4 separate regions of the Mus musculus genome follow, and all the other regions are linked to region 2. Evidence: chromatin loops called from intact Hi-C (ENCODE). Cell type or tissue: left cerebral cortex. All regions are shown on one strand. Region 1 overlaps Ino80 (INO80 complex subunit). Region 2 overlaps Vps18 (VPS18 CORVET/HOPS core subunit). Region 3 overlaps Exd1 (exonuclease 3'-5' domain containing 1). Region 4 overlaps Ino80 (INO80 complex subunit).

Region 1 (5,000 bases), 110 kb before region 2:
GTTTGCTTCCTTCTATCCCCTGTGTTCCTTTTTCCTTTTCCAGCATGGCTTGAAAGAGGGTTTCCCTTTTTTTCCTTTAGGTTTATCCATGCGAAGTATTCAGAAACAAAGAAGTTTTGCCATGAAAGCATTAAAGATAGCTTAAGGTGTGTCAGACAAACACTGTAGTCCTTTCTGACTGCTGTCTGTCTCAGGCTTCCTTTCTGACATCACTGTCATAAGTGGCCATAGCACTTGTAATAAGTGGGTGGTAAATGTATATTGAGAGTAGATATCCAGACTAGAATCTTACTTTATCTACATGCACCTTTTTATATCTTTTGATTGCAGGTTCATGTGATTAGCGATTACCAGTTTGCCCAGAGAAGCTCTCAAATTGAGTTAGTCTTTGCCTTCATCTTACTATGCTAGAGGATGAAATATAAAGCCACCAGTCTGAGGTTATTCACATTGATCTGATTTCAGAGTTGTGGGCCTAGGGATAGAGCTCAGCATTCACAAGCCTGAAACTTGCTATAACCCCCACTGGGTAGGTGAAAGGACTACTCAGGTGGCTTCTTGAGAATTTGGAGGCCAGCCTGAGCTATATGAGATCCTATCTCAGAAGGAAAAAAAGTTGATTTCCCTCAAAGGCTTGATGTGTGTGACAAATGGCAGAAGAGCCATTTTATTGTCTGCGAATTTTACCCTGCAGGTCACCGCAGTGCCGTTGGATTCTTACTGTAATGACAGAAGTGCAGAGTATGAGAGAGGAGTTCTGAAGGAAGGAGGGAGTCTGGCTGCCAAGCAGTGTTTGTTGAATGGGGCTCCTGAGCTGGCTACGGATTGGCTGAGTCGCAGATCCCAGTTCTTCCCAGAGCCAGCTGGAGGGCTGCTGAGCATTAGACCCCAGAACGGCTGGTCTTTCATCAGAATTCCAGGTGAGTTTTCTGCTCTTTGGAGCATGTTTCCAGCTTTGACAAGAGGAGAAAGGGGGAGAAAGCCCATGTGATAGTTTTTGTTGTTTGGTATTTGGAGTTCCTGAGGTTTCTAACTCTCCTAACCTGTAACTTATAGGTAAAAATATGAGTACTTTGTGTCTTGAGTGGAAAGATGATGATTGAAATGTTTCTAGATTTGTTCGTGAGTACTCTCCTTTGATAAGAAGAGTGTAATGTCACTTTTTTAAATGGGAGAAGGTTGGGGTGCTCATGGGTAGAGTGCTTATCTAGTATGCACAAGGCCCTCACCAGATGACCCCCCACACACACACACCCCAAAACCCCACAAAGTTTAGGAAAGACTTCAGGTCGAATGAGTGCAGTTGTTTTGTGCCATTGCCAGTGGAATGAATGAGAATGTCGTCACTCCCACAGAGCCTAGTTAAGTAGCATAAACAGTGTCCTGCACAAGGTCTAGAGATCTAAATGATAGCAAGAGGAAAAACAGTGTGTTTTGTGCCAAAACACTAGCAGATTCCCAGACCCCCTTGGGTCAAGGTCCAGGATGGAAAGGAAACTAGGTTTTCATCTTTGCTTTAGTGAGACTGCACTAAGGAAGTTGAACCAGAGGCTTCACAGACTGATGCAGTTTACACCTGCTGGCAGCCTGCAGCCTGCAGTGTTGGCTTGGTTGTCCAAATTCTCTGCTGTCCTGATTGTATTATTACTGAAATTTAATGGATGCATACTAGGGACTATACTCTCAAAAGGGAGCGTCTAGTATAAGTGACAGCTGGATTCCAATGTGGAGGACCTGTTTGTCTTTGTTTCTTGTGAAGGCTTTATCATCCTGTTTGTAGCCTTTGGAGTGCTTTAACTGAAAGCTGTCTGTTTGGGAACCTACATTGCATATGGCCTTGGAAGTGACTTTAGAATACATGAAAGCCGTGGGTAAAAGTGATTGGAAGTTAGGGAAAGCCCAAGCATAAAGCAGGACAGAGCAGACACTGCCGACATGGAGGGAGAATGAAGAATAGGTACCAAAAGAAGCAAGATGCACTGCATTTCTTCTTCCTTCATTCTGGCTCTTTGGTTCCCAGTATAGTAGTAGAAGGCCTATTGCTGGCGCTGTGGGAAATCTCTTGTGGCTTTTCCTGTTCTTTGAAAGAAAAATGGACCTTGTTTAAATAGCAGGAAGTGTCTGAGTTCTTTTCGCATCGATAAAAAGCACCAGCCTCACTGGCTGTTTACTGTGAGAACCAACAAGCTCCTCACCGACCCCATTGTACTCTGTGGGCTAGCTGGGGTGGGGTGGGGGCAGGGAGGGTATCATTTGAACCTGTGTTTTATCTCTTCTATACTTTTACATTTTTTGGTTCCCTGGGAAAAGTGGAGTCTTTTGCATTCTTTGAAAGACTGAACAAAATTTCATGGGTTTCATGCTTTGATTGCTTCTGCAGGTTTCAGCCCTTCAGAGGGGTTCTTTCCTTGGAAAAGAGAGACATTTAATCTTCTGTCTTGTGACTTAAAGCTGTAGACAGTAAGAACCTATTTTTAAATGTAATACCATAGGATTGCAGGAAAGATTGTGAGAGAATGGATAGTTCTGATTTGAGGTCTAATTTTAAAGAAAGGGCTGAGGCTGGGTTTGGCTGGACAGAATCTGCTTGATTTCTTGGTAATTATGCTTCTGGTGTTTACCCTGCTTTGCCACAAGTAGTGCTTTTGTACAGCACACCTGGGTAGCTCTTAAAAATTGAGTGATGTATGCCGGGCGCCAAAGATACCAGTGTGGACAGTAAAAGAAAGGTCTTGTTTTCCTGCATATCTCACTAAAGACAAATGCTGGATATTGGTTTGTTTTGTATAGCACATTCACTGGTTAACTCAGATATTTTTGGTTCTTTAAGTGTTTCAATCTCTTGGTTCAAGTCTGTTTCTTTGGGACCTTTTCTTTTAAAACAGTCCCAAAAGGTCCAAATTAGTCTAAGGATGTAGCTCACTGTATAGCACTCACCTTGTATGCATGAAGCCTGTGTTTGACCCCTAGCACCACAAAAAGCAAAACCAACCCAGATTTTAGTCCATCTGTGTTCACCTCCCTCAGTCACAAGCAGGCAACACTTGCTATTTCTGTTATGTTTGAGTTCATCTTTGTGTGCATGTGCACTTGTGTGTATGTGTGCATGTGTGTCTTTACCTCTTCACCTTTCTTTTTTTAAATATTTATTTATTTTATGTATATTAGTACACACTGAAGCTGTACAGATAGTTGTGAGCCTTCTTATGGTTGTTGGGAATTGAATTTTTAGGACCTCTGCTCGCTCCAGTCAACCCTGCTTGCTCAGTCCCTGCTCGCTCCAGCCCAAGGATTTATTTATTATACACTGTAGCTGTCTTCAGACACACCAGAAGACGGCATCAGATCTCATTATGGGTGGTTGTGAGCCACCATGTGGTTGCTGGGAATTGAACTCAGGACCTTAGGAAGAGCAGTCAGTGCTCTTACCTGCTGAACCATCTCTCCAGCCCCCTCTTCACCTTTCTAATACTAGTTTATCCTAGTTACCAAACTAGGTAAAGAAACTCTGGGAGGCAGGAAGTGTGAAGACTGTTTAATCATAGTTTTGAAGTCAGTAAAGGGGATGGAGAAGTAGGCTGCCAACTTATGAGAATTTGCTGTTCCTACAGAGGATCCAGGTTTAGTTCCCAGCACCCATATTGTGGCTTACAAAAGTCCAAATCACCAGTTCCAGAATTTGCAGTGCCCTCCTCTGACCTCCATGAGTACCATGCACATATGCAATATACATACACACATGTAGGCAAATATTCATACTGTCTGAGGGTTAGTATTGCTGTGATGAAACACCATGACCAAGCAACCTAGGAAGACAAGGTTTGTTGGTTTATGCTTCCACATTGCTGTTCATCAGTGGAGGAACCTAGAGGGCATAGAGGAGTGCTGCTTGCTGGCTTGCTCATAATAGTTTACTTAGGCTGCTTTCTTATAAAACCCAGGACCACCAGCCCAGGGGTGTCACTATGCACAATAGGCTGGACCCTTTCCCATCAATCATTAATTAGGAAAATGCATTACAGCTGGATTTTATGGAGGCATTTTTCTCAACTTGAGGTTCTCTGATTTCTGATAACTATTTTTTTAAAAGATTTATTTGTTATTATACATAAGTACACTGTAGCTGCCTTTAGATGCACCAGAAGAGGGCGTCAGATCTTGTTACGGATGGTTGTGAGCCACCATGTGGTTGCTGGGAATTGAACTCAGGACCTTTGGAAGAGCAGTCAGTGCTCTTAACCACTGAGCCATCTCTCCAGCCCTTCTGATAACTCTTATCTTGTGCCAAGTTGACATAAGACTAGCCAGCACACATACACATAAAATAAATAAATCTTTTATTACAAAGTAACTTGATGCCTCTCAGATTCTAGACACCATACAGATTTGTGTGTGCTCTACTGTTTGTTCTGAAGGGGTGTGTCTGAATGGAGAGAGGACATAAGCACTATAAAAATGTGGAGAGCTTTTTTGCCCACTCCCTTTCAAAAAATGTATGGCTTTAAAAAAGGGAAAACAAAAAGATGACTGGGTCTGTCAGAAAGAGTAAAAGCTATCAAAATCAAGAGAAGCCATAGAGAAGGAACTGTGAGGAGAAGGGAGCTTTGTGAGTTGTTTTGAAAGCATGGCTGCCTGATGAGACTAGGAATTTCCACTTGCCTCCTCGTCTGGTGCCAGGGAGAGAGCTCAGCACTCACTCCAGCCCCGCTGCAGTCATTTGATTGTGCTGGTCAGGAGACAGCAAAGAGAAGAACATTTCAGTAATCTAAACAGGAGCAAACAAAGAGGCTGAACAAAGGTGTGGACCACAGCGGCCGGGAGGGCAGGGCAGTGTGTCCTGGCAGTATTCCGAAGGTGGGAAAAGGCGGGCTGCAGTGCAGAGGAGTAAACATCCAGGACCCATAGCTTTGTAGCAAAAACAGAGCAGCTGGTGATTTGTTATGGTGCTGTCAGCACATCCGTTCTTACTCGGTGTAGACAATAATTGTGTACTTGGCAAA
Region 2 (5,000 bases):
AGGGGAAAGGTTTCTACCTATTCTTTCTGGATCACCTCCCTAGCCCTCAGCTCAAGCCTCCTTGGCTGCTGATGGAAGCCGAGTATGAGGGTCAGTGGATAAAAGTGCTGGGTACCAAATCTGACAACCTGGGTTTGATCCCCGGGAACACATGGTGGAAGAAGAGAACAGAAACCCTTTGAGGGTGAGTTTCCACATCACTAGCTAAGGTTCCAGGGCTCTGGCCGCTTCTGAGAGGCAGGAGCAGGATGAGTTCTGAGTTGGGGATATGATGAGAGATGTGGGGTAGACCTTAGAGTTTTAACTCCTATGGAGAAGTGAGGGGGAAAACAGCCTACAATGTGAAATTAGCCCATGGTAGGGAGTTAGGAGCAAGAGGGAGATGCAGAGACAATGTGGCACCTGCTATGTGTCTGGGAAGCACATTTGGCCACAGCAGCCTGGGAACCAGGAACAGTACCCACTGTCCTGAGAGCCAAATCAGGACCTTTTCCCTTTTCCTGCCTTGGCTTGGTCTCAGTGGGCATCAGTTGCTGGCCACCAACCTGGGGTCGTTTAACATTCTGTGATTTCTGGGAATGGGTACTGGCTGCTTGCCTCAAGGATCACTTCAAGGCAAGAACTGAGCAAAGGCTACGCTATTCAGGGAGAGGAAGCCACCAGCCATGAGGCATCTCTTCCATCAAAGGCTGCCCCCTCCATCAGTCAGTTTTCCCATTTGAAATCTGGGCAGGAAAATGTTGACCCTTTCCTGGCGGCTCACACCTCCTCCTCTCCACGCGCAGGTGTAGGAGGAAGCAGAGGGCAGGAGATGCCCACCATGCTCCAGAGCTACTCACTGGCATCCTCCTATCCCACAGCCCCTCTAGGGCCTGCTTCCGAAGGCTGTTTATCCTCAACCTGCTGTGGGGACAGTCTTGCTCCCAATGAGAAAAGCTGCCAGCAGGGTCTTTTGTGGTTCTGCTCCCGTGTGGTACTGCCTAGGGGCCCCACCATGGGGGCAACAGATGGACCTATGGTCTCTACAGAACAATGGTGGGGGAGGGGCCTTGGCATCGCCTGCCCCAAACAGGAAGCTTTGACTGAGCTTCAAAGGACTGGCAGGGCCAAGGGGCTGAGTTGGTGGAGCCCTGTGCCAGGATTGGAGGCTGTACAATTGCTTGCTGCCCTCCAGCCTTGAGGTAACCAGCCCAGCAGCATGGGTAAGATACAGTGGCCAAGGCAGCCAGGGTTTGGGCAAAGGGTGGCTTGCACTGGCAGGACACCAGTCTCTGGCCTGACAACAGGTTGGAGGGCAGGGGCTTGGAGGCTGGGCTTTGCCCTAGTTCAGGTGCCCCTTGCCAATCGAGATTTCAGGTTCTATACACAGCCACAGTGTTCCCCCCTCCAACAAACAACCATGAGGGGAGGGCTGGCACCGGGCCTGCTGCCCACTCCCTCCCTGCCTCCTGCTCCCAGCTGCTCTGCTCAGAGCCTTTTCCTCTCCACTTCCTGTTCACACAGGGGGGGGCGGGAAGTGGAGGGAGGAAGCTAGGGGGTGGTGTGGAGAGGGGGGCCATTGAATAAAAGGAATTAACCGTTTCCCTCCTCTGACCTCTGGGAATTTCCGCCTGTGAAAGTGTCTCGAAGAATCAGTAGTGCTGGAGGAGAGGAGAGGTGTGCCCCCTCTTGCCCCCTCCCCCCACCCAGTGGTGGTGGGGCCAGATAAGTCCCTCTGGGCCCCTAATCTTTTGTTTCCCTGGCGCCAGAGGATGGGGGAGCAGCGCCAAGGGCAGCCAGGAGCTTGGTGGCTTCTGAGCCCCCTCCCAACCAACAGAGTTGGTGCCAGGCTCTGGCCTGAGACCTGAGCCTTAGAGAGGAGGGGCAGGAACCAGAGAATTGGTATCCACGGAGAAATAAGCTCACACCCAGGCTGAGCCCTGCTCCTTTAGTGTCTGGGCTGGTGCCCTTGGCCAGTACACTTTGGGGACAGTAGGGAGGGCAGCTCGGGTGGGAGGGTGGGGGTGGCTTTAGGGCTCTGGCTGGGCACACCCTCCGTTGGCCACACCCCTTAGAAGCGCTGCTTGAGAGCAGTTCTGTGTGGACGCCAGTCCACAGCGCCCCCTAGTGCCTAAGGACAACTGACAACTGGTGAGGCGGCCCCTAGGGCCCTGTCAAGGGCGGGCCTCAGGAAGCACCTGCTCCCCAGGACCAGCGGCCGCCCTCGATCTCCCCCAGGTGGCTTCCTTGTTTACAGGCCTCCTGCCCTGGTCTCAGCGTCACTGCCTGTGGCCACTCCTCCTATTTCCAGTGACCTCCTATTTCCAGGCTCCAGAGGCAGCTCATTCATCTTGGCCCCTGCCTACACAACTGTTCCCTCCCCCTCCTTCTTTGGCCCCTCCCCAGGCTTAGGGCCAGAGCCCCAAGGGCCTTCTCTCTGCTCTCTATTCCAAGTTTTGCTTGGTTTCCAGGGATCTAAGAGCTGTGGCTTCCCGTTGCCCTGACTCACCGGAACCCCATTCTATCAGTGCCAGGGAAGGCTGGGGCCTTTTCCCAGGAAAGAGGAAGCAGCCTAAGACCAGATGGGCTGTTTAGTATAAGACAGAAGGGGCAGGGGCGTCCCAGGCCGCTTGAGCAAAACCCTCCGGGAGAAGGGAGCAATAGGGCAGTGTTTGTTTAACTAACATGTATTAGGCCCCATTATGTACGAAGACAGCAGTTCCAAGCTGTTTTATCTAAACCACAAGCAAGCAATCAGTTTGGTGGGAGACCAAGGCTTTCTACTTAAAACCACGTTGACCACGGTGCTCCTATTATCTATAAGTGTGAAGGGGTCTGGAGCCACATGGAGAAGAAATTTCTCCCAAATCTTCCTTGAGAGAATAGGATTAGGATACCTACTAGACAGAGGGTGCCTCCCCGCACCTGCTATCCTTGCATCTAGAAGACAGGATCTTTGTGAGTCATTGTGTAGGTAGCTTAGCCCTCTGGGCTGGCAGAGACCATGGGAGACCTTACTGCTCTAGGGGGCCAGATACAGTTAGAACCAGAGACAATTCTGACACAGGATTACATTGGAGGAGAAAAGGGTCATTTTATAAGCTAGGTCAGCTGGCCGCCTGCTTAGGGACAGGAACACTCACTCACGTTCTTACATCCTGGGCCAGCTGATTAATTCATATCAATCCAGTCAGACAATGCACTGTGAACACCTGTCCAGAGGGCAAAGGCTGTCCCTGAAAGACCTGACTCCAGGATGTCCCAGGATGTAGCTTCTGGTCCCAACTAAAACTAAGAAAGTGTTGTCTCGGGGTGAGGACAGGCAAAGTCACAGGAGCAAGGTAAGGAGAAAACAGGTCAAGTGCCACAGAGCTCCACAGTGCCTACAGCAAAGCCAGGCCCAGCCTGGCAGGGGATCCAGTCTTTCGGAAGGGCAAGCAAAATCCAGAATGTGTGAGAGCCACTGGAGAGAATGAGGGACTTACAGCTATAAATGAGAGTCAGGCCACACCTCCTCAAGGCCCAGGGAAGACTACAGAAGTGGCAGGAAGAGCAGAAGGAAAGGTGGTGGTTGGCAGCCTACATTCCAGGCACTGGAACTCAGCATGTATGCTCCCCTCACACAATACAGATGTAATAGAGGAAGTGAGGAAGACTAGCGAGGAAGAGGAGGAGGAGGAAGAGGCAGAGGGGGAGGAGAACTAGTGGGAGACATGGAAAGTAGGTGAGTGTGACTCAAGGCACCCCTGTTATATGTAACATACGCTCATAAAAAACACTTGGAGAAAGAATTAAGGGCCTAGAACCTGACCAGGCATCAGGCACTTCTAGAAAATTCTTGCAACCACTAGGAAGGAAATGGCCGAAGAAGCATTAGTAAGACCTAGTTAGTGTTGGAGAATTTGTGCCCCAAGGTGCCAAAACTGGATGAATTCCGTGAGCAGCAGCGCCACCTGCCAGCCAGAGGTGAGATTAGCTCCAGGATTTAGGAAGAGGGACTGTAATCTCTAAACATTTATAGTCAGAGAAGGAAACAAGCAAAACCTGCCTCACCCCCAGTGAAGGACCTACGCCAAGGCTCAAAGGCTTGCAGGACTCTGGACTTCTTCTTTTTATTTTTATTTTTTTAATTTAATTTAATTTTTTCTAGCCTTTGCTGGCCTAGAACTTATTATGTCGACTAGGCTGGCCGTGACCTGACCTGTTCTATTCCACACTTGGTGCAGGCAGCCTTCTTGTGGCATTCCATCCTTTCTTGGGATCATATCCTGTTAGCTTCAGCATCAACACAAAGCCATCAAGTCCAGGGCCACCATTGTAGCGTGATTTAATACTCTCCCTATTTCCCCTTGTCCCAGGTGTGCCCTCAGCCTCAGGGCACCCGACACTGGAGCCCCAGGTCACATTAGCATCTCCACATGCCCACTCTCCCCACAAGTGCCTAGGGTCTGCCTGCTTGCTCCTGGGTCACCTAGTTGAGGCAGAAGAGGGCGAGCTGGAGGTCCAGAGGCTGTGGAAGGACGGAGGAAGGAAGGACAGCGGGCCACTCAGTCCAGGTGAACATGCTGACGAGAACAGAGGAACTGTTAGATGTAGTGGTTAAAAGGATCACGGCTGATCTCACCAGCTCGGGCTGCCTGGGACGGGCAGCTCTAAGACAGGTCTGAAGCACAGCTCGGCGTTCGCACCTGAAAACCTCCCGGCTGAAGCTTGGCTGCAACCCCCTCACAATCGCAGACCCGGCAAGCTCAAGGACCGAACACCAACCAGGGCCTGGCTTTCGCAGGAGGGTCTGGCAGCTGGATCCATGTCTGTCCACCCACGCGGGGGAACTTCCTATAGCCAGCTGAGGTGCTCCTCCTCATAGCGCTGCGGATCAATGAAGGGCCGGTCGATAGACCGAATCATCAGCTCCCCACAGTACACACACTCAGCAGCCACCAGCTCATCCAGGTCAGCCTTGAGCTGCTCCCGACTGGGCCCCACCGCTGCAGCCCCAGCTTCTGCCTCCTTGGCCTTCA
Region 3 (5,000 bases), 220 kb before region 2:
GGGTGCTGCTTTCTCCTGTGGGTGCATTCGCTGCCTCTTCCTCACCTTGAACACGGAGATACTCACCGTTTCCGGGAGCTCGCCTGTGTGGTTGTGTGTTTGCAGTTCTAGAGCCCAAGCACAAGACTCACACATTGTCAGCACTCTCTGCCAATAGACTACATGCACAGACCTTTCTAGATTTTTGTTTTAAGCAAAGGTCTGATGGAGATGTCTAGGATGGCCTTGATGTCTGTCCTCCCTCCCTCCTGAGCAGCTGGGATTACAGTCTTGTGATACCAGATTTGTCTGTGATACCCACTCTTCACAACAAAGCAGCTCTTGTGGGACAGCCTTGTGGTGAATCATTTTTCCTCCCAGCACAGACTGATATATCCCAAGTGTTCCTCAGACTTGCTGTGTAACTGAAGGTGACCTTGAGTTCCTGACCCTTCTGCCCTCACATGCCCAGTGCTGGGTTGCAGGCACGTGCCACCACGCCCTGTTGCTGTAATGGCACATATCTAACTCAGGGCTTCACTCATGCTAGGCAAGCATAATGCCAACTGAGCTACAGTCTATATCACTTTACCTTTTAAAAAATATTTGGCAGGGCAGTGGTGGCGCATGCCTTTAATCCCAGAACTTGGGAGGCAGACACAGGCGGATTTCTGAGTTCGAGGCCAGCCTGGTCTACAGAGTGAGTTCCAGGACAGCCAGGGCTACAGAGAAACCCTGTCTCGAAAAACAAACAAACAAAAACAAAACAAAACAAAAAAAATATGTGTGTGTGTGTGTGTGTGTGTGTGTGTATGTGTGTGTGTGTGTATATGTATATATATGTGTGTGTGAGCCACCATGAGCATGCTGGGAACCAAACCCTGGGCCTCCTGAAGAGTAGTTACTCCTGAAGAGTAACCTTTCTCAAGCTCCTTGTTTTGTTTTTGAGACAAAGCCTTATAGACCTGAGATTGACCCTGAACTTGCTATACATCTACAGATAATCTAAACTCATGAACCTCCTGCCTCCACCTCTCAACAGCATATACTACTATGCTGAACTTAATACTGCATGTGTGTGTGTGTGTGTGTCCAGAGCAGCTGTGTATCTGCATGTGTACCCGTGTGTGGAGTACTAGTCTGTGCTTGAGGTCATGGTGGGCAGACATCAACATATATTTTCTTTCACTGCTCTCCACTTTACTTTTTAAAAAATGACTTACAATTATGTACTTACTTATTCATTCATTCATTTGTTTTGCATGCATGTGTGGGTTTTCAGAGGTTGGTTTTCTCCTTCCACACTGTGGGTCCTGAGACGATCAGGCTTGGTAGCAAGCACATTTATGCACTGTGCTAGCTCATCAGCCCTCCTCAGATTATTTTTTTGAATTGGGTTCTCTCACTAACCCTGAAGTTCACCCATTCAGCTAGATGGTCTGGCCAGCGAGCCCCCAGGATCTTCCTCCAGCACATATCTGGCTTCTCTGTGGATGCTGGAGATCTAGGTATTCATACACACATAGCAAGCTCTTTAACCACTGAGCCATCTTCCCAGCCAATACCACTTCTTTACTTGAATATTTCTGTAATGAGGAAAGAAAGGTTCACTAAGGCTCAGTAAGGTGATGCTATACACATACAGCCCTTAGAGGTGCCAATATGGGACAATCTCCAAGACAGATTTTATATTAAAAATAATAAGATAGTAGAGCTTGGGATGTGCCTAATTGGAAGAGTTCTCACCTAGTATGTATAAAGTCCTGGGTTTGACCCCTACAACCACATAAACTAGGCATGGGGGCTCACACATGTAACCCCTGCACACAGGAAGGTCATCTGGTACTACGTGGTGAATTCTATGTCAGCCTGAGCTACATGAGTCCCTGTTTTAAAACAGCAAAAAATCTTCCCCCAAATATGTGAATATACTAAAGCAGCACACACCTGTATTTCTTTAGTCCTTAGGAAGCTGAGGCCAGGGCATGGTGAGGTCCAGATAAGCATGGGCTGCATAGTAAGTTCAGTATCACTGTGGCTCTGTGATGGGATCCTTCCCCCGACACCTGTAATCCCAGCTCTTGGGAGGCAGAGGCAGGAGGATTTCTGAGTTCCAGGCCAGCCTGGTCCACAGAGTGAGTTCCAGGACAGCCAGGGCTATACAGAAAAACCCTGTCTCGAAAAAACAAAAAATAAAATAAAATATAGAAATTCCTAGCCAGGCATGGTGGCACATGCCTTTAATCCCAGCACTTGGGAGGCAGAGGCAGGCGAATTTCTGAGTTCCAGGCCAGCCTGGTCCACAGAGTGAATTCTAGGACAACCAGGGCTACATAGAGAAACCCTGTCTAGTCGTAGACTTCTTGTCTGTCTAGTGGTAGACTACTTGTCTGCTTTGTACAGAGCCTAAGTGGGGTCGCAGTCACCACACATAGAATCATTTAGTACAGACAATCATTTACTAAGGTGCGGGCGTGCGCGCGCGCACACAGACACACACACACCAGCGCTCACATGTACGTGGGCTGTACCTGGATATTACTTTTCGGCTTTTCAGAGGGTGCACCGTCTAAGCCAAATGAAGCCAGACTGGGAAAGTCACATTTTCTATATTTACACATACACATATGTAAATATTTAATTTTCTTAAATACTTAAATTACTCAAAAACAGTACAATCAAAAAATTTAAATAGTAATTATATAGAAAACACTAGAGGGCACTACAGGAGCACATTTGAATAAATTCATTTGCCTATCCTTCTGAGGGATTTTAGGGATCATGCTCTGTAAACCTGAGTTTTTTTGCTTCCCTAGCCTGCGTGTATGGAGCTGCCAGCAGAGCTTCTTCAACTCCAGGACTTCCAGAAACAGCGCAGAGAGCGAGCTGTGAAGGAGTACAGAGTGAACGCACGGGGCCTCCTCATAAGGACTCCACTGCACCCAAAGGAGCCGACAGCTTGCACAGCAGGGAAAGAGGAGCGAGTCCAGGGTTTCTTATTTTATAAGACGGATGGTGGAGACCAAGTTCCACGCTTTTTATGTCCCAAATCTCATGAGGATGAGAAGTTTTTGGATAAAGAATCTAAACAAACCACAGCAAAGTCTCAGATTGTGCCTCCCAGGAAGGAAGGCGAAGCCCATAAGGACTCTAAGAACAAACCGGGGTGTTGGGAGTCAGCGGGGCCAGAAGACCCGAGAGCCCAGAAAGCCCACGCCCTGCCTCCCACGTGGGCATCTCAGTCCCAGTTTTCTTTGAAAGAGGAGATAGAGCAGTTGACAGTGGTGGGAAATAAGGGAGCTTTAACAAGCCCAAAAGAAGGCGCTTTGGTGTCGCCTTCTCTCCTTCAGGAAACCTGGGAGGCACCAACTGACACCTTCCATCTTCCTGAAAAAGCTGAGGTCTCTACACTTCCTCCCTGTCCAGCCCTGGAGAAGACAGACTCATGGATAAGTCCATCTTTAAATCTGTTTTAGGCCAACAGAGACCCTGTGAGTTTCTCATGGGGTCGGTTGGTTAGGTCTCAGCCACAGGCTTCTGGGCACATGGTGGCCTTAGCCACAGGCTTCTGGGCACATGGTGGCCTTAGGCTTAGTGCTGAAGCCTGCTGTCTGCATTAGGAGGGGCCTAAGAAGAGCAGTAATGGGTGAGGTCAAACATGCCATTCCATCAATGTATGAGGAAATCGTCTCTGTAGCTGACCCATCTTATCTTTAGCTCGGACTCAGTGTCTGGAAGAATCTGGTTCAGGGATGCTGTAGGGCCGCTCTTGTGGGTGGCAGAGAGCTGGGGCAGCTGCACAGACCCCCACTTAAGTCTGTAACATCACCAGAAAAGAAAAGGTGTAGGGTTTTATCTGTTTGGGTTTGTTTTGCCCTTAGATTGACGTAGATCTAAACACATCTTACTTCCCTACAGGTTAGAAATGTATTCTGTCAACTTCACAAGTACTGCTCTTCCTTAAGACCTTAAGTGAACTGTGAACTTTTGTGTTTTGTATCAGGGTTTGGGAACAGGTGATGTCACTGTAGAGGGTATTTGCTCAACTTTCTTTATATTGCATTAATCTTAAGAGAGCAGGGTGCTAGCTTCTCTGTTGTTATTTCCTTCTAGTAAATGTAAAATTTGAGTTCATTGGACTGACCTAGAGGTGTTACACTTCCTGAGAGAAAAAAAAAAAGCAACCTGAAATGAGGGCATTTGTGGGACGCTCACACGTCAATAAGCCTGCTTTGGCATCAGATCATCTCTTTTTCTCTTTCTCTCTCTCTCTCTCTCTCTCTCTCTCTTTCTCTCTCTCTCTCTCTCACTCTCTCTCTCTCTCTCTCTCTTTGGTTTTTCGAGACAGGGTTTCTCTGTATATCCCTGGCTGTCCTGGAACTCACTCTATAGATCAGGCTGGCCAGAAATCTGCCTGCCTCTGCCTCCCGAGTACTGGGATTAAAGGTGTGCGCCACCACGCCCGGCTCTTTTTCTCTTTTTTGAGTGAGTATAAAGATTTTAGGGTAATATCTGAACTTCTTCTTTTTTTTTTTAAAGAATTATTTACTTATTTTATGTATATGAATACACTGTAGCTGTCTTCAGACACACCAGAAAGGGGTGTTAGATCTCATTATGGGTGGTTGTGAGCCACCATATGGGAATTGGGATTTGAACTAATGAACTCTGGAAGAGCAGTCAGTGCTCTTAACCACTGAGCCATCTCTCCAGCCCATATCTGAACTTGTAGGTCTAGAGTCTTGTTTAGAAATCTGTATTCTGCCGGGCAGTGGTGGCACATGCCTTTAATCCCAGCACTTGGGAGGCAGAGGCAGGCGGATTTCTGAGTTCGAGGCCAGCCTGGTCTCGAAACAGAGAAACCCTGTTTCGAAAAAAACAGAAAAAAAAGAAAAGAAAAGAAAAATAAGAAATCTGTATTCTACCTAGATACAGTGATGCATATCTCTAAGGCCAGCACTCAGGAGGTTAGACAGAGATGGATGGGCATTTGAGGCCAACTTAGGCCTCAATCTCCAGTT
Region 4 (5,000 bases), 140 kb before region 2:
TATATGAGTACACCGTTGCTATCAGACACTAGAAGAGGCCATTGGATTCTATTACAGATGGTTGTGCGCCACCATGTGATTGCTGGGAATTGAACTCAGGACCTCTTGAAGAGCAATCAGTGCTCTTAACCATTGAGCCATTTCTCCAGCTCCATGTCATGCACATGTTATGAATGAAATTAAGACCCAAAAGTCACGAGTGTCACTGCTTAGTACTTTACCTCCTTAGTGTGTCATTTTTATACTAACATTGCTTTTCATTGAAAGATATGTGTAGACACTTGGGAGATAGGCACAGTTTCTCTTGTTACAGTAATATCTATTTTTAAACTTCTCTTGTCATGGGTTGATTATTTAGGATTAAATAACTTCAGTTTTCCTACAGCAGGCTAACCTCATTTTCTGTTGCAGAGAGAAAACATTTGGGGACCTTTCTTAATAATTTCACCTGCTTCTACACTTAATAATTGGCACCAGGAGTTTACAAGATTTGTTCCTAAATTTAAGGTAAAGATCCTCTTGTTCTTTAAGATAAGCTTTCTGACCCTTGTTTACTGCTGTCTAATTGTCTTAGACTTCTGTGCTGTAGTAAACACTGTAACCGAAAGCAGCACAGAAGACAGGGTTCATTTTAGTTCACAGCTTTATATTTCATCATCCTTTAAGGAATTCTGAGCAGGAGCTCAAGCAATCGGGAACCTGGAGGCAGGTATTGAAGCAGAGGCCTTAGAACTAGTGTGCTGCTTACTGGTTTGTTCTCATAGTTTGCTCAGCCTGCCTTTTTCATCAGTCATCTATGAAGGTGTGGCCCCGCCCGCTGCAGGATAGGACCTTCCACATCTATCACTTACAGACTTGCTTAGAGGCTAATCTTGGTTTTGTTTCTTTTTCTTTTTCTTTTTTTTTTTTTTTTTTTTTGCTTTTTTGTTTTGTTTTGTTTGTTTATTTGTTTGAGACAGGGTCTCTATATGCAACCTTGTCTATCTTGAAACTCTCTATATAGACCAGGCTGGCCTTGAACTCCTAGAGATCCATTGGTCCCTACCTCCAGAGTGCTGTGAATAAAGTCCTGTGTTACCACACCTGGTATACAGGCCAATATTATGGAGGCATTTTCTCATTTTGGTTCCCTCTCTCTGTCTCCTGATTGCTGGGATGAAGGATGTGCACCCCACTCTTCTACTTTTTATTTTCAATGTGCATAGTTATGTGTGGGTAGTTGGATCTTCTAGAACTGGAGTTACAGGTGCTTGGGAACTGCCTGATACAGGTGCTGGGGACCAAACTCAGGTGCTTGAGGAGAGCAGTGGGTACTCTGAACTGCTAAGCCATCTCTTCAGCCTCCATATGTTTGTTTTCCTTGATACAGTCTTATGTGTTATATGCTGTCCTCAGACTTGTTATGTAGCCAGTGTTTCTAAGTATATATGCCACCACACAAGGTTTATGTGGCTTTAGGAATCACAGAGCTTCATGCAGGCTAGACTGTCACTGTACAAAGTGAACTACCTATCAAGTCCCTTATATCTGTATTTGCTTCATTTGTTTTCTTCTGTTTTAGAGACAGAACTATACTCTACCTCCAGTACTCCAGGAGCCTATCTTAGAATCCACTATGTTGTCCAGGCTGGCTCTGAACTTGTGATAGGTAGTCAGCCTGCTTCTGTTTCTAACTGATGGGATTCTAGGTGAAACATGACGTCTAGCTGTTTGTTTGTTTTGCTTTGTTTGTTGATAAATAGTCTGGTGTACCTGGGCTGGCTTTGAACTTGTCGAGTGACTGGGAATGACTTTGACCTCCTGATCTTCTTGCCTCAACCTGCCAAGTGCTGGAAGTGAGAGTCGTCATTCCCAGCTGCCTTATATTTCTTTCTTAGAAAAATTACTTATGAGAGTAATAAGAGAGCCAATACGTATATCTTTATACTATGTAAGTGAGAAATTCAAAGTCCAATTTAAGTTAATTATGGCATTTTCCATATCAATTGATGGTCATGGTGAAATGATAGAAATATCTATCTTGTTTCAAAGTATATTTTTCCAAATTTTACATTGTATTTTAGTCTATTCATATTAATTCATTTTTCTTAATACTCTAAAGGTAGTCTTGGTCCTGCTTATAATGGCTAACACATATAATGTAAAAATTGATTTAACTAATTCAGAGAGGAAAAAATAAGATTGACTGGGCTAGAGATTTTGTTCAATTGATAGACTCCTTGGTTGCTATAAATGAAACCACAAATTTGATCCCTAACACCTAACACTTCATAAAACTGGCTTGTTTCCTGGCACAAGGAAGGTGGAAGCAGAAGGACCTGAAGCTGGGGACACTCAGCTATATAGTAGGTCCCAGGCCAGCATGAAGCCCTGCCTCAAAAAATCAAGAAGTGTGTTGTATCGACTTGAGTATGATGTAGACACAAGGTAAATAGGTTTTGTGCTGGACATGTTGGCCCATACCTATACTGTTGTTACATGTGAGGCCGACTTATTTTCAGTTCTCTAAGGATGTAAGATTTATTCCATTTATGGGCATATGAAAAATGAAAATAATATTTTGGTTTTTCTTCTTTTCAAATAATGGCTAGATATATGTTGAATACAATGTCAAAAAAATAGTTCTTAATTTCTATACTGCCACTGAAGGTTTGTGCTGCTCCTCCACTGGCCAATAGATGGCAGCATGGTATTACTTTAAGGCAACAGTTGTCAGTCTGTGACAACCAATCCTTTTACAGGGTTCACACCTATATCCTGCACATCAGATATTTACATTATGATTCATAACACCAGAAAAATATATTATGAAGTAGCAGTGAAAATACAAGTATGTTTGGTGGTCACCACAGCGTGAAGAACTATATTGAAGAGTTGTAGCATTAGGGAGGCTGAGAACTACTGCTTTAAGTCTCCCTTCATATCTCTCCTTTATTAGTGCTTAGAGCTGAACGTTCATGTGCATATTCAGTGTCCATCTTGTATATTTGTTTATTGAATTTCATTTTAATACTAGCATAGTGAATATAAAATAGAATCTGGACCTAATTATAAGTGTCCCCTCTTGAGTTTTCTATTTTACTTATTTTATATTATAAAATACTCACACCATAAAAATTTATTATTTTCTCAAGAGAGTGATATATGCCTTTTATCTTTTTTTTTTTTTTAAATAACACTATTCGCCACCAAAGGGCTAAGACAATACTGTTTGTTTTTTGTTTTTTTTTAAGTAGCTGTCCTCAGATACTCCAGAAGAGGGCATCAGATTTCGTTACTGATGGTTGTGAGCCACCATGTGGTTGCTGGGATTTGAACTCGGGACCTTCGGAAGAGCAGGTGGTACTCTTAACCACTGAGCCATCTCACCAGCCCTGTTTGTTTTTTGTTTTTTTAAAGATTTATTTATTTATTTTATGTATATGAGTACATGTACAGCTGGTTGTGAGCCTTCATATGGTTGTTGGGAATTGAATTTTTTTTTAAAGATTTATTTATTTATTACATGTAAGTACACTGTAGCTGTCTTCAGACACTCCAGAAGAAGGAGTCAGATCTCATTACAGATGGTTGTGAGCCACCATGTGGTTGATCTTCGGAAGAGCAGTCGGGTGCTCTTACCCGCTGAGCCATCTCACCAGCCCCGGGAATTGAATTTTTAGGACCTCTGCTTGCTCCGTTGCTCTGGTTGCCCCACTTACTCAGGTCAACTCTGCTTGCTCAGTCCCAAAGATTTATTCATTAAGTATACTGTAGCTGTTTTCAGATGCATCAGAAGAGGGCATCAGATCTCATTACAGGTAGTTGTGAGCCACCATGTGGTTGCTGGGATTTGAACTCAGGACCTTCGGAAGAGCAGTCAGTGCTCTTACCTGCTGAGCCATCTCGCCAGCCCCTATACCTGTTATCTTAATACTCAAGAGGATGAGGCAGAGGATTATAAGTTCAAGGCCACCCTAATCTATGTAGTAAATTTCCTGGCCAACCAGGACTACTTAGCAAAACTATCTCAAAAAGTCAGACAAGCCAAAAAATACCAGGGTAGGCAGGCTAGACCAAGTAGTGGAGGCAGAGCCACCAAACCTAGAGATTTGAATTCAGGCCCTAGCACTCAGATGACAGAGAGAGCTGAATTCTGCGTGCTGTCCTTTGACTTGTGCCCTGTGCTGTGGCACACATGGATATATGCACATTCACAGACATATAAAATAAGTGTAATAAAAACCCCTGCTCTTATAAAGATTTAAAAGTGCGGTTCAGTAGCTTTAAGTATGTAAGTGTTTACGGCTGTCACTGCTCTCATCCCTATTGTCTTTGCCCTACCCTTAAACCTATGTTCATTAAACAGTAATTTCTTATTTCCTTTTGCCTCTAGCCTCTGGAAAACACAAATCTTTATTTGCCAAATACTTCCTGTGACTGGAAACCATGCAGTATACAGCCTTACATGCTGGGCTTCTTTCATTCAGCATAAAAAGTCCAGGCTCATCCTCACTGTAACATGAATGCTTCATTTTCTTTTGTCTATAGCTAAAAATTCTCTGTATATTTCATTTTGGTTCTTGCTCATCTTTTGATGGATTTTAGGGTGTTTTTCACCTTTTGGTGCCCTCAGGCACAGAGTTATAAACATTCATGTACATTTTTGTTTGAATTACATGTCTTGTTTTCATTACTATAGGACATATGTCCAAATTGATTTACTGGGTCATACTATATTTCTGGCTATTTAGAAACCTGTTTATGTGGTCTGTAAACTAAGATTAGATTGCACAGTTTTAAATTACCAATTAAAACATACCTCATAATACACAACATGGAATTCAAATATGTATCTTTTAGATATGTATCTATACCCACTATTTTATAATCAGACCGTTTTGTTGATAGATCATTAATAATCATTAATGATGATTTTTAGACAACATGGACTGCAGAGCTTAGAGTTTACAAAGGATTTGCTGACCCCAGCACAGTCAATTCATTTTTTTATTGCCATT

The links. A loop is a pair of places that touch in the nucleus more often than their neighbours do. Peaks named below come from ENCODE experiments on the same cell type or tissue, not always from the same donor. Only the 100,000 strongest peaks of a DNase experiment are listed, where the experiment ranks them.
Region 1: it touches region 2 in a loop (5-fold over the local background); 24 of 42 quality-filtered maps call a loop at or near these places.
Region 3: it touches region 2 in a loop (2.1-fold over the local background); 13 of 42 quality-filtered maps call a loop at or near these places.
Region 4: a loop joins it to region 2, with 4 times the contacts of the local background. A loop is called at or near these places in 19 of 42 quality-filtered maps.

What each region holds. Positions count from the first base shown.
Region 1 is chr2:119,408,322-119,413,321 of GRCm38, reverse strand. Ino80 (INO80 complex subunit) reads left to right here. Exons shown (of 36, transcript NM_026574.4): 26 at 695-920. Among named protein-coding and RNA genes, the nearest start is that of Chac1, 60 kb to the right of the region's middle. In left cerebral cortex, no CTCF peak of the experiment used is centred here; no DNase peak of the experiment used is centred here; H3K27ac peaks cover 1,140 bases.
Region 2 is chr2:119,297,435-119,302,434 of GRCm38, reverse strand. It overlaps Vps18 (VPS18 CORVET/HOPS core subunit), which reads right to left. Exons shown (of 5, transcript NM_172269.3): 5 at 3,982-5,000. The coding sequence ends at 4,816. Among named protein-coding and RNA genes, the nearest start is that of Vps18, 11 kb to the right of the region's middle. In left cerebral cortex, CTCF peaks have their summits at 2,131 (motif pointing left) and 3,936; DNase peaks (open chromatin) are centred at 1,214, 2,192 and 3,925; H3K4me3 peaks cover 258 bases; H3K27ac peaks cover 1,318 bases.
Region 3 is chr2:119,518,521-119,523,520 of GRCm38, reverse strand. It overlaps Exd1 (exonuclease 3'-5' domain containing 1), which reads left to right. Exons shown (of 13, transcript NM_172857.2): 13 at 2,796-4,117. The coding sequence ends at 3,455. Among named protein-coding and RNA genes, the nearest start is that of Gm33412, 13 kb to the right of the region's middle. In left cerebral cortex, a CTCF peak has its summit at 2,706 (motif pointing right); a DNase peak (open chromatin) is centred at 2,816.
Region 4 is chr2:119,434,882-119,439,881 of GRCm38, reverse strand. Ino80 (INO80 complex subunit) reads left to right here. Exons shown (of 36, transcript NM_026574.4): 14 at 412-507. Among named protein-coding and RNA genes, the nearest start is that of Ino80, 40 kb to the left of the region's middle. In left cerebral cortex, CTCF peaks have their summits at 2,673 (motif pointing right) and 3,376; a DNase peak (open chromatin) is centred at 2,679.